2 separate regions of the Homo sapiens genome follow, and region 2 is linked to region 1. Evidence: chromatin loops called from intact Hi-C (ENCODE). Cell type or tissue: natural killer cell. All regions are shown on one strand. Each heading gives the region's core, and the rest is flanking DNA. Links, peaks and the distances in the headings are about the cores only.

Region 1 (5,373 bases), core at 64-5,063:
TTTTAAAATGGCCTAAATAAATGGAAACAGATTCCACATCATGGATAGGAAAAATCAGTATTTTAAAGATATTTAATTCACAGAGTTTATGTGATTCTAATCAAAATCTCAAAAGACTTTTTGAGGAAATTTAACTAACTGAGTCTTAAAATTTGTATGCAAGGCACTCTTGAAATAAAAAACGGTGGTGGGACTCGAGGTATTGCTCCTCACAAGAGGGCATTAGCTGCAGGGGTGTGCCTGCAGACCCTGACCCAAACGATGGATGAATACAACGTACACTGACACAGAGATATTCTGCTTTGCCAGTCCAGCTCGGTGTCCGACAGCCTACACACCAAGAGAGGTTTGTCACTGTGGCTGGCTCTGAGCAGCTTGCACTTCAGGCATTTATTTAGTATACGCTTAACAACAGAAGCTCTGAGTCAACACACTTGTGGATAATTAACATGGTTAAGACGGTAGTTCTATGAATGATTAAAGCTCAGGTACCACGGTTTAAATACCATTAGGGGGCAATTTCCCTGGTCAACCTCCTCCGCACCAAGAGGGCCATCTGGCTCAAAGGTTAGTTAATGGAGGTAGGGTAAACAGACTTAACTGGGGAAGCCTCTATTGTCCCTAGTATTTACCCTATGACCTAATGCTCTAAGGTAAGAACCCGCTGCCTTCAGCCTGTTCAATTATTACAAGCTATGTAACCTTTCAGCCTTCCAAAAAGGTTTGTGACTATTCCCTATAACTTTCCCTAATATGTCCCTTTAATATTTCTGCCACCATCCTGAGTGAATCACCACAGGACTTGCACTATTTGATATCAATACTACTATAAAGCTATAATAATTAAAATGCTATGGCATTGGACCAGGGAGAGACAGGCCTCTGATGCATTCCCTGTGTAAGAACTTTGTCTTGTTTTGGAAGATGATTTGGGGATCAGAGACAGGATCCTGGGACAATTCATATCTATATGGGAAAACAAACTTCCTTAGTCCTTACTATGTACAAAAATAAATTCTACATAGATTTAGGGCATAAATGGGAACAGTAAAACCTTATAAATAAGCAGTTATCTTTATCATCTTTCTGGCTAGGAAAGGATTTTTCTTTTTGAGACATGGTCTCACTCCAACACCCAGGCTGGAAGAAGGGATTTTTTTAAGCTCAGAAAGTGCTAATCCAAAAATGCAAGACTGATAACTTGAGAACATCTGTTGATAAAAAGAATGCCATAAATAGTATAGAAAAGTAACCTAAAGAATGGAAAAAATTATTGCAACACATAGAACTGAGGACGGATCAGAATAAAGCATTCCTGCAAACAATGAGAGACCAAAACCCCAAGGGAAGAGGAGAGCAAAATACATAAAATACTTGAGTAGGCATTTCAGAGAAAAGTATGTATAATTTTGACAAGACAGAGATAGGGAGAGAAAGTTTCTCTACTTTATAATCAGGGAAATGCAAAATGGGACCACAGTTAAATATCATTTTATATTGACTAAATCGGAAAATATTAAGAAATTTATTAGTACATACTGTTGGGAATAACAGGAACACTTAGACACCACTGGACGCAGGTAAATGGTTCAAATACTTGGAAAACAATCTGGTTCCATGTATATTAGGTTGCCCAGGTATACACTTGGCCTAGAGATATTCTTACACAGTGCTCCAGGAATCATGTTCAAAAATGTTCCTAGTCTGCAGTAGCAAAACCTTGGGAATAATCGGACAGGACAGTGGTTAAACAAAGTGCCACATATTCGTATCTGTGGAGTCACAAAGTCGAGGAACTGCAGCAACACCTCACTACGTGGTAACGAAAAACGATGAGCAAAAAAATTCAAGCCTCCGGGAATATAAATGTTATGAAATCCCTTTAAAAATCCAATTACACAGTATAAAAAAGAAAATCACAGGGAACATTCAAAGCAAAATTCGGGACAGCGGCTACCTCTGGAGGGAGGCAGTTGGATGTGCGAGCTTCTGGTAGACGCAGCTTGAATGAGATGTTGTTTGGGGTTGGGAGTGGGCTGCCTGGGGTTCATACGTCACCACACTTGATAATTTACAGAAGCCTTTCACGCGTTTTTTCCTGTGTCTCAAACGGGGTACCAGGAGGCTCAGGGAAACAGCGCAGGCGCCTCCCCGGTGGCTTCTCTCTGGCGCCCTCTGGTGGGCGGGGCCCGGGTGAGCGGGGTCCCCTCGGGGCCTCAGGGAGCCGCAGCCCCAGCGGAACCAGGAGGGCGCCCTCCGCCCAGCCGCGCTGCCACTTCCGGGTTGTTTGCTCCCGGAGCCATAACCGCAGCTCAGCGTGCGGGCAGAGCCGGCTGACAGGAGACAGGACACAGCACAGAGCCCCGCGCCCTCTGAGGCGGGAGGCTTCGTTCCTGCACCAGCGTGGCTTGCCCTTTGGACGCGGCGAGGTTGTGTGTTCTCTGCTTTTGTTTTACTTGGAACAGATGTTTGGCTTTTGTCAAGGTCGTTATTTCCAGTGAAGTATGGCATCGAACATCAGATAGTTGCCCACACAAATGTCTGTTTTAAGGTTCTCAACCTTTTGACAATACAAAACAAGAGGAAGTTTCCAGGGGAAAGCCCTCAAATCAGCCATTCTGAGCATGTTTTCAGCCCCATCCGTACTCTCCTCCCTTCTTATCCAGAGCCTTTTGGGTGCCCAGAAGAGTAATATTCTTCTGCCTCGTAGCTCTGTGGTCCAAGGGTTTATGGCTACTGATTATCCTCCTAGAGCACTTCTGAGATGTTTTATGCTTTCTACTTGTGAGTGTGAAGGGAGGAGAGGCAAGTTTGCTGTCAGTCTGACAACATGTTTTTGCCACGTGATCTGCCACTGAAGAGAAGTTGGCTATGGAGGGAGGTCAAGTAGCCCAGGGAGGTGGGCATTCCAAGTGTACCTCCTCGTGCAGCCCACCCTCTCCACATAAAATTGGGTCCTGATTTTATGTGGAAGATGTTGTGTGTCTAGGAGCAGGAATCCATGGAAGACAAGATATGATATAGAAGAAACAGGCGAAGGGACTGGTACAGCATATATTTGAGGGCAAATAATCACTCGATAGGTGGCTGAAAATGTGAATGCCTTAGATAAAAATTAATTTATAAAACAGAAGTATATTTGAACAAATTTAAAACTAATATTCTAAAACTAAAATTCCTGAGATTTGGGGTAGAGTGTATATTGCAAGAGAAGTAGAGAAGAACAGTATGCTAAGGTCCCTTCTTGTTTAGATCAGAAGATATTGACAAATTATTCAAGTGAATAAAAAAACTATAGGTCTATATGTGTTTTCAGATTCAAGGGTAACCACCGGTAGAATAACAACAGGAGTCCAAATCATCAAGCAAAAAGAACAAACAAAAAATGATCAATCCGAACATAGGGAAAGGAAACACACATACACACATACATATACATACATACACACATGCACACACACACATGCACACACATACACACGCATACACACACACATACATTCACATCGTAACAGCCAAATTTAGTAATCGTGATAAATATGACCGTTTAATTCTATAAAAAGGAAAAACTTTCCGTTTATGTCAAAGCTATAGAATGTTTACAGGACACCTATCAAGAACAAAAATAACATAAAGATACTTTAAATATTATGATGAGCAGAGATAGACCAGGGAAATACTACGAAAAGCAAACACATGTAGCAACAGTTATCAGGGGAGTCAAAAAGATGTTTATATAACAGTAAAAGATACAATTAGAAGATTAATTGCCAATTTTAATACATATTAACATATCTGAGTAGATTTTTAAAATAAAAGATAATGTAATAAAACACGATTCTAGTCAGAGAAATCAAGGCACCTTACCTAGAAATGACAAGACCACATAGATCTTTTCTAAAGGCGACTTTTTTTTTTTTTTGAGACGGGAGTCTCGCTCTGTCACCCAGGCTGTACTGCAGTGGTGAGATCTTGGCTCACTGCAAGCTCTGCCTCCCGGGTTCACGCCATTCTCCTGCCTCAGCCTCCCGAGTAGCTGGGACTACAGGCGCCCGCCACTTTTTTGTACTTTTAGTAGAGAGGGGGTTTCACCGTGTTAGCCAGGATAGTCTCGATCTCCTGACCTCATGATCCGCCCGCCTTGGCATCCCAAAGTGCTGGGATTACAGGCGTGAGCCACCGTGCTCGGCCATAATGGTGACTTTTAAATTAAAAATAATTGATGGGGAAGGTCTTTTAGAAAACATTGTCTAAATTCCAAAGGCCATAAAGGAAAAGTCTGAAAAGTTTAACTGTATAAAAATCTAATTTTCTACATGGGAAATCAAACAAGAGACTGGGAGGAACTTCCAAACCATCAAACATGAAAACAACTACTATTTATTTGATAGACAAAGAGTCCTTAAAATCTGAGAGGAAATATGTAAAATCCCAATATGAAAAGGGAAGGAATTGTTTCATTAAAAAAGAAATTCAAATAAATAATCAGTAGATGAAAAGATGCTCTACTTCTTTATTGACCAGAGAAATGCAAATTAAAGTAATGACATATGAATTTTCAGTTATCGGTGACTGGCAGTATCTAGTGTTGGAGCAGATGTGTAGAAATTGGCTCTCCCATCCTACTGTGGGGGGTTTTAAGTGTTTCAACCTTTTGAGGAAGCAGTTTTATATACCTATTAACATTGTAAATCCACATATCCAGTGACCTAACCGTCCCACTCCCACAAAACTGACTTACAGAGATAGGTGCATGTCTGAACAAAGATACATCTACAGGGCACCATTGTGGCACCTTTTGTAACATAAATAGTTGGGGAAACCATTTGAATTGTTCATCAACTCAAAATAGACAAATTGTGAAATACAAAATGTAGTATGTGTGTGTATGTTTATATAAATTGTTTTTGAAGTTTGGAAGAATACACAGAATACTTACAACCATAGTATGGTACACACTATTGATTAGTAATCAATCCCATTCCTAATTCCCTTAATATTTTGACACATTCACTTAAAAGGTCTTTCCACTTTCCAGCCCCTCTTGCACAGAGGAGTGGTGACATTCTAACCAAGAATTTAAAAAATCTCAGATTTTCTGGAAGTTTCTTGGAAAGCTCTCATTTTCCTGATAAATAGGATAGACAAGAGAAGCACTTCTAGAATGGCAGGATAAGAAGCTCTGAAAATCTGTTCCTCCAGAACTGCAATGTGAACACCAGCTAAAGTGTTGAAAAATGAATGGAGCCTCAGAGACCTTTGGGACATCATCAAGGGTATCTAACAGGTACAATGGGAATCACAGAAAGAGAGAAAATAAGGGGACAAAAATACTATTTGAAGAAATAATGGGTGTAAATTCCCCAAATTTGA
Region 2 (5,373 bases), core at 324-5,323, 190 kb before region 1:
TGGGCAGCTGGCAGGAGGGCAGAGAGGGGCTCAGCCACGCCAGGCAGGGGCGGTCTTTGTGGGGAGCTCCTCAGGGGCTGGGCTGGCACAGGACCATCCCCGCCCTCCAGTCTTGATGCCCCACCCCCGCCCTGGGCAGCCAGTGGCTTTTCCAACTTTTCCGAGGGTCAAGTGTGCAGGCGTCACCCCTCGGGGCCAGGCCTTGCTGGTGGCCCCTCCACTGGGGTTCTGGAAACATCTGCCACCAGGTAAAGTGATGTGGCCTTTGACCCAGGTGGGTCTTGCAGGAATTTGCAGTTTTCCTGCGGTGTGGGCTCCCAGGGGATGGGGCCGCAGCCTCAGGGGAGTCGGAGGCTGCACTCACCAGGCCTCCCAGGTGACTGCCCACAGTGGGTGCATGTGTGGTAACATGAGCTGCAGACTGGAACGTGAGGCCAGGGGCGGGGAGCCCTAGCAGATCTGTCTACTGGAGAATGGAAGGCTTTGGAAACAGTCCACTAAAAATGACTAAAGCTATCATTAGTAACATTGACAGATTTAAACAAGAGGATGAGAGAAGATATTTGCCAGATATACTGCAGAAAGGAAGTATTACATAGAAAGCCCGTAAGTCACTGAAGATGAGACAATGACCCACTGGGCAAACAAGCAAGCAGCACTCGCGGGCACTTCCCAGAAAGAAAAACATCTCAGGAGCGCCACTGTTTGGTCAGTCTGCACCTGCAGCCTCGGGAGGGGGCCTGGTGGGTGCAGGGCAGCCGGTGGGGCCAGCTCTGGGCGGGATGACTCACTGCCACCCTCTCCTCCCTGAGAGCAAGGGGACCCCAGACTGGCCTGGACGGAACCCAGGCACCCCCAGCTGCCTTCCACCTTCTCCTCCTGTCCTGAGTCCCCACAGTGGGTGGGGTGGGTGTGGTTACCCTGCGCCCTTCCTCTGGGTGGCTGCAGTTCAGCCTCTGGCCCTCCAGGTCAGGGAAATTCTGCTGGTCTGGGGAGGACAGCTGGTATTCTGTCTGTGTCTTGATGACCACCTGTGAAAAGAGATGGCCATGGCCTCAGTAGGCAGCTGGCAGGGACCCAAGAGAGCCCTGAACTGAGAGGGGAGGGAGCCAGCGTCAGCTTCGTGGCAGTGGTGTTGACGCTGACCCATCTCCCAGGACTGTCTGGTGGATGGCAGGGCTCCAGCAGCCACAAAGTGAGGCCAAGGGAAGGTGGACGCTGAAAGTCTGTCTGCTGGGCGCATGGCAGCTCTGGGCCTGGCTGGGCTGCTGACAGAGCCCCTCACTCTGCCTGCTGCCTTCAACTCAGGGTGCTGGAGAATTGCCCTTGGCCAGCAGGGGTGGTCCTCCTGCCCCGGGTCCCCAGCATAGATGCTGCCCCCACCTCCAGCAGGGACAACTCGGGGTGCCCTTCATGCTGCATGACTCCCTGGGGGGTCAAACTGGGCTGGGCTCAAGCTGAGCTCTTTGCTTCTCCCCAGTTTCTGCTATAAGCAACCCCAGTGGTCACTTGCCCAAGGACCCCCAGATCTCAGGCTAAACCCAGGACAGGGCCATGCCCCGAGGGGAAGGGTGGGAAGCGTTGCCTGCTGAGTGCCCTATGGACAGCACGTGGGCGGGGTGCTGTCTAGGAGTCAGTGCGTGAATTCTCGGTTACCCATCAGCCAGTTTGCCCAGCTCTGGCATATGGGGGAGCTGACCAGGAGGTCACACAGAGTGCCCATGGCCAGCTGGGGCTTTGGCCCCCATGGCCCTTCATCTGTTTGCTCTACTGCACCTGGGAAGAGGCCATATCTAGACAAACCTCACCCCACACCCCTTTGTTCCCAGGGGAGCCTGAGAAGGGCCCCCACGCTGGCCCAGGCCCTCACCTGGTCAGGGAGTGGCGGCTGGAGCTGGCTGATGTCCAAGGGGCTGATCAGAGGCACACTGTCCATGGCAGCCCCATCCTGGTCCCCAGGGTCTTTACCTGGCTTCCCAGAGAAGCTGCAGCCCAGCTTCACCATGGTGGATGGCAGTCCTTGTCCTGTCCAAAGACAGACAGAGTCACTGCCCACAGGCTGCCCCCTGGATGCCCACGCCAGCTGGCTCTGAAGCCAGAGGACCCTGAGCTGGGCCTAATGCTCCTCACACCAGAGCCAGGGACAGGCTGTAAGTGGTCAGGCCAGCCTCCTTGGACAAACCGGTCAAATCCAGCGAGATGCTGGGTGCTGTACCTTCTTGACCCCCACAGCCCCTCTGGACCCCACAGCACTGCAGGGTACAGCGCCCCAACCAGTGACTGTCCACGAAGCAGGGGGAGACTTCCAACGGCAGCTGCTCTAGACAACCTCCTCTTTTTTCTTCTTCTTCCACTGGTGGCTGCTCTAGACAACCTCCTCTTTCTTATTCTCCTTCTTCTTCTTCTTCTTTTTTTTTTTTGAGACAGGATCTTGTTTTGTGGCCCAGGTGGGAGTGCAGTGGTGTGTTCTTGGCTTACTGCAGCCTTTGCCTCCTGAGCTTCAGCAGTCCTACCATCTCAGCCTCCCGAGTACCTGGGACCACAGTGCGCCCCACCACGCCTGGCTAATTTTTAAAATTTGTGTAGAGACGGGGTTTCGTCAGGTTGCCCAGGCTGGTCTCAAGCGATCTGCTTGCCTAGGCCTCCTACAGTGCTGGAATTACAGGAATGAACCACCGCGCCTGACTCTAGACAACCTCCTAAAGCCGACAATCCCGGACATCAGTATGGAGAGCTGGGTGCCAGACTCAGCACATAAAAATGCTGGAGACCCAGCTAAATTTGAATTTCAAATAAGCAACGAGCTCATTTTTAATATAAGAGCATCCCACGCAATACGCGGTATGGGACGTGCTTATCCTGAAGTCAGTCCTCATTCTGTCTGGCGGCTCTCTGCCAGAGACGCACGAAGTGAGAAAGAGCGGCCACAAGAGGGCACCCGCGAGTCAGCCCAGCTGCGAGCCTGGCGCTAAAGGCCGCGGAGAGCGGGTCTCCTGCGGAGCTGAAAGCCACAGCAGGGCCCCGCGGGGCTGGGAGAGGGCGGGCCCCACTAACCCAGAGAAGCCGAGGGTGCCCGGCTTCGCCTTCAGGCGGACCTTCTAGAGAAAAGGAATGCAGCGGATGACCTCCGAGCTGATGGATGGAAAAAGCAGAAAAAGAAAATGTATTCAATCAATCAAAGGAGAAAAGAAAGGTCCTGTGTGCAGTAGACACGGAACCTGTGGCCCGGTGCTATGGCGGCGCCTGTGGTCCCAGCCACTCGGGAGGCTGAGGCGGGAGAATCGCTTGAACCCGGGAGGCGGAGGTTGCAATGAGCCGAGATCACGCCACTGCACTCCAGCCTAGGTGACAGAACGAAACTCTGCCAAAAAAAAAAAAAAAAAAAAAAAAAGGCAGGGCGCGGTGGCTCACGCCTGTAATCCCAGCACTTTGGGAGGCCGAGGCGGGCGGGTCACGAGGTCAGGAGATCGAGACCATTCTGGCTAACACGGTGAAACCCCGTCTCTACTAAAAAATACAAAAAATTAGCCGGGCGCGGTGGCGGGCGCCTGTAGTCCCAGCTACTTGGGAGGCTGAGGCAGGAGAATGGCGTGAACCTGGGAGGCGGAGCTTGCAGTGAGCCGAGATCGCGCCACCGCACTCCAGCCTGGGTGACAGAGAGAGACTCCGTCTCAAAAAAAAAAAAAAAAGGAATCTGTCATTACAACCTTCTCTCACAAAGAACTCCAGGCGCAGACAGCATCACCACAGCATTCTACCAACCATTTACAGGGAAAGTAATGCACGTCCACAAAACTCTTCCAGAAAGACAAGGGAGCACTCACCAGCTCCTGAGGCCAACGTAGCCTCAGTCCCTAACCCAGCAAGGACAGCAGCGGAGAGGAGCTCACAGGCCAGCCCCCGCCACACGTACACACCACTGCGAGGCCCCAAAGCTCAAGCAGCGTGAATCCAGCGAATACAACAAGGTAACATATCATGACAGTTTGGGTGTATTCTGGAAATGAAGTTTGGCTTAACATTTGACAAGCAATCATATTTTTCACCATATTAACAGAATAATGAAAAAGCGTTATCTGATCAATTGCTAGAGGAGCAGAAGTAACTCTGGGTAAGACTCAGGGCTCATTTACTATTCCTCGGACCCATTAGTGCATTAAGGCAGGAGGCGAGTGCTGTAACCCGGTAACAGTGAACCACTAAATCCCCACAGCAAACCTCACTGAATGTGAATCCTGAAAGTGCCTCGATCTGCGGTTCTACAAGTTATGGTGCTGGAGGTCTCAGCCAATGCTGTAGGGCAGGACAAAGAAAGAGCTCCAGTGCCAGACAAGAAAAAGTAAAACTCTGATTGATTCACCCATGAAACAGTGTCTGTGTTTAGAAACCCCAAAAGAATATATAGACAAATCATAAGGATCAAAAAGTGAGTTTGGCAAGGTTGTTGGATTTAAGGTATTCAGAAATCAGTTACATTCCTATATGTCAGTGGCAAAAATAAATAAATAAATAATTTATTGAAGTACTCAATTTAAATAATATCAAAACTATCAAATCCTCAGGAATAGGTGTAAAAAGAGCTGAGGAGCAGGGACAGGGCAGGGCCTTCACATGGAATCCAGGAAACACTGTCGACAGAGACCAAGAAAAGCTAAATTCCCCAAGTAAATGGGGAAGGCTGTGGCTATGGATTTTGGGAGTTTCTATGTTTAAACAAATTACCCACCCCCCAATCTGTAGATGCAGTAAATCTTAAGCAAAATCCCAACAGGGTTTTTAAAATGAACTTGACAAGCACTGTCATTTTATATGGAAGGCAGAGGGGCAGGAACACATCAAGTATCTTGGAAAAGAACATGGATTGCCAGGCACAGTGGCTCACGCCTGTAGTCCCAACACTTTGGGAGGCAGAAGTGGGTGGATCACAAGATCAGGAGTTTGAGACCAGCCTGGCCAACATGGTGAAACCCTGTCTCGACTAAAAATACAAAAACTAGCCGGGCATGGTGGTACACGCCTATAATCCCAGAATCTCGGGAGGCTGAGGCAGGAGAATCCCTTGAACCTGGGAGGCAGAGGTTGCAGCGAGCTGAGATTGCACTACCACACTCCAGCCTGGGCAACAAGAGCAAAACTCCGTCTGGGAAAAAAAAAAAAAAGAACATGGAGGAGGTCTCATCTGCCAGGGTCTAGCTTGTTGCACAGCATTGGAAATGGAGAGGTGTGGGGCTACTGCGTGGTGGAAAAAGTCCCACGTGACACACTTTGCACACACAGACCCTGATTTGCAGCATGGCTGCCTCTCAGTAAACCGCTGTCCACATCAAGAGCAATGAGCCTGATCCCTACCTCACATTACACAGAGAAGTCTAC

What was found. Hi-C counts contacts between places; a loop is a spot of excess contacts. Peaks named below come from ENCODE experiments on the same cell type or tissue, not always from the same donor. Only the 100,000 strongest peaks of a DNase experiment are listed, where the experiment ranks them.
Region 2: it touches region 1 in a loop (17-fold over the local background); 49 of 110 quality-filtered maps call a loop at or near these places.

The regions. Positions count from the first base shown.
Region 1 is chr10:133,518,132-133,523,504 of GRCh38, forward strand. It overlaps LOC105378575 (a long non-coding RNA gene), which reads right to left. Exons shown (of 5, transcript XR_946512.3): 2 at 1,540-5,373. Among named protein-coding and RNA genes, the nearest start is that of CYP2E1, 6.5 kb to the right of the region's middle. RefSeq lists a silencer at 2,072-2,271. In natural killer cell, for the core only: CTCF peaks have their summits at 2,167 (motif pointing left) and 2,370; a DNase peak (open chromatin) is centred at 2,210; H3K4me3 peaks cover 408 bases; H3K27ac peaks cover 382 bases.
Region 2 is chr10:133,326,985-133,332,357 of GRCh38, forward strand. All of the region lies in intron 5 of ZNF511-PRAP1 (ZNF511-PRAP1 readthrough), which reads left to right. It overlaps CALY (calcyon neuron specific vesicular protein), which reads right to left. Exons shown (of 6, transcript NM_015722.4): 2 at 1,871-2,025; 3 at 921-1,031; 4 at 1-7. The coding sequence starts at 2,005. Among named protein-coding and RNA genes, the nearest start is that of CALY, 7.2 kb to the right of the region's middle. RefSeq lists an enhancer at 3,162-3,241. In natural killer cell, for the core only: CTCF peaks have their summits at 2,949 (motif pointing right) and 3,149; a DNase peak (open chromatin) is centred at 2,937; H3K27me3 peaks cover 2,299 bases.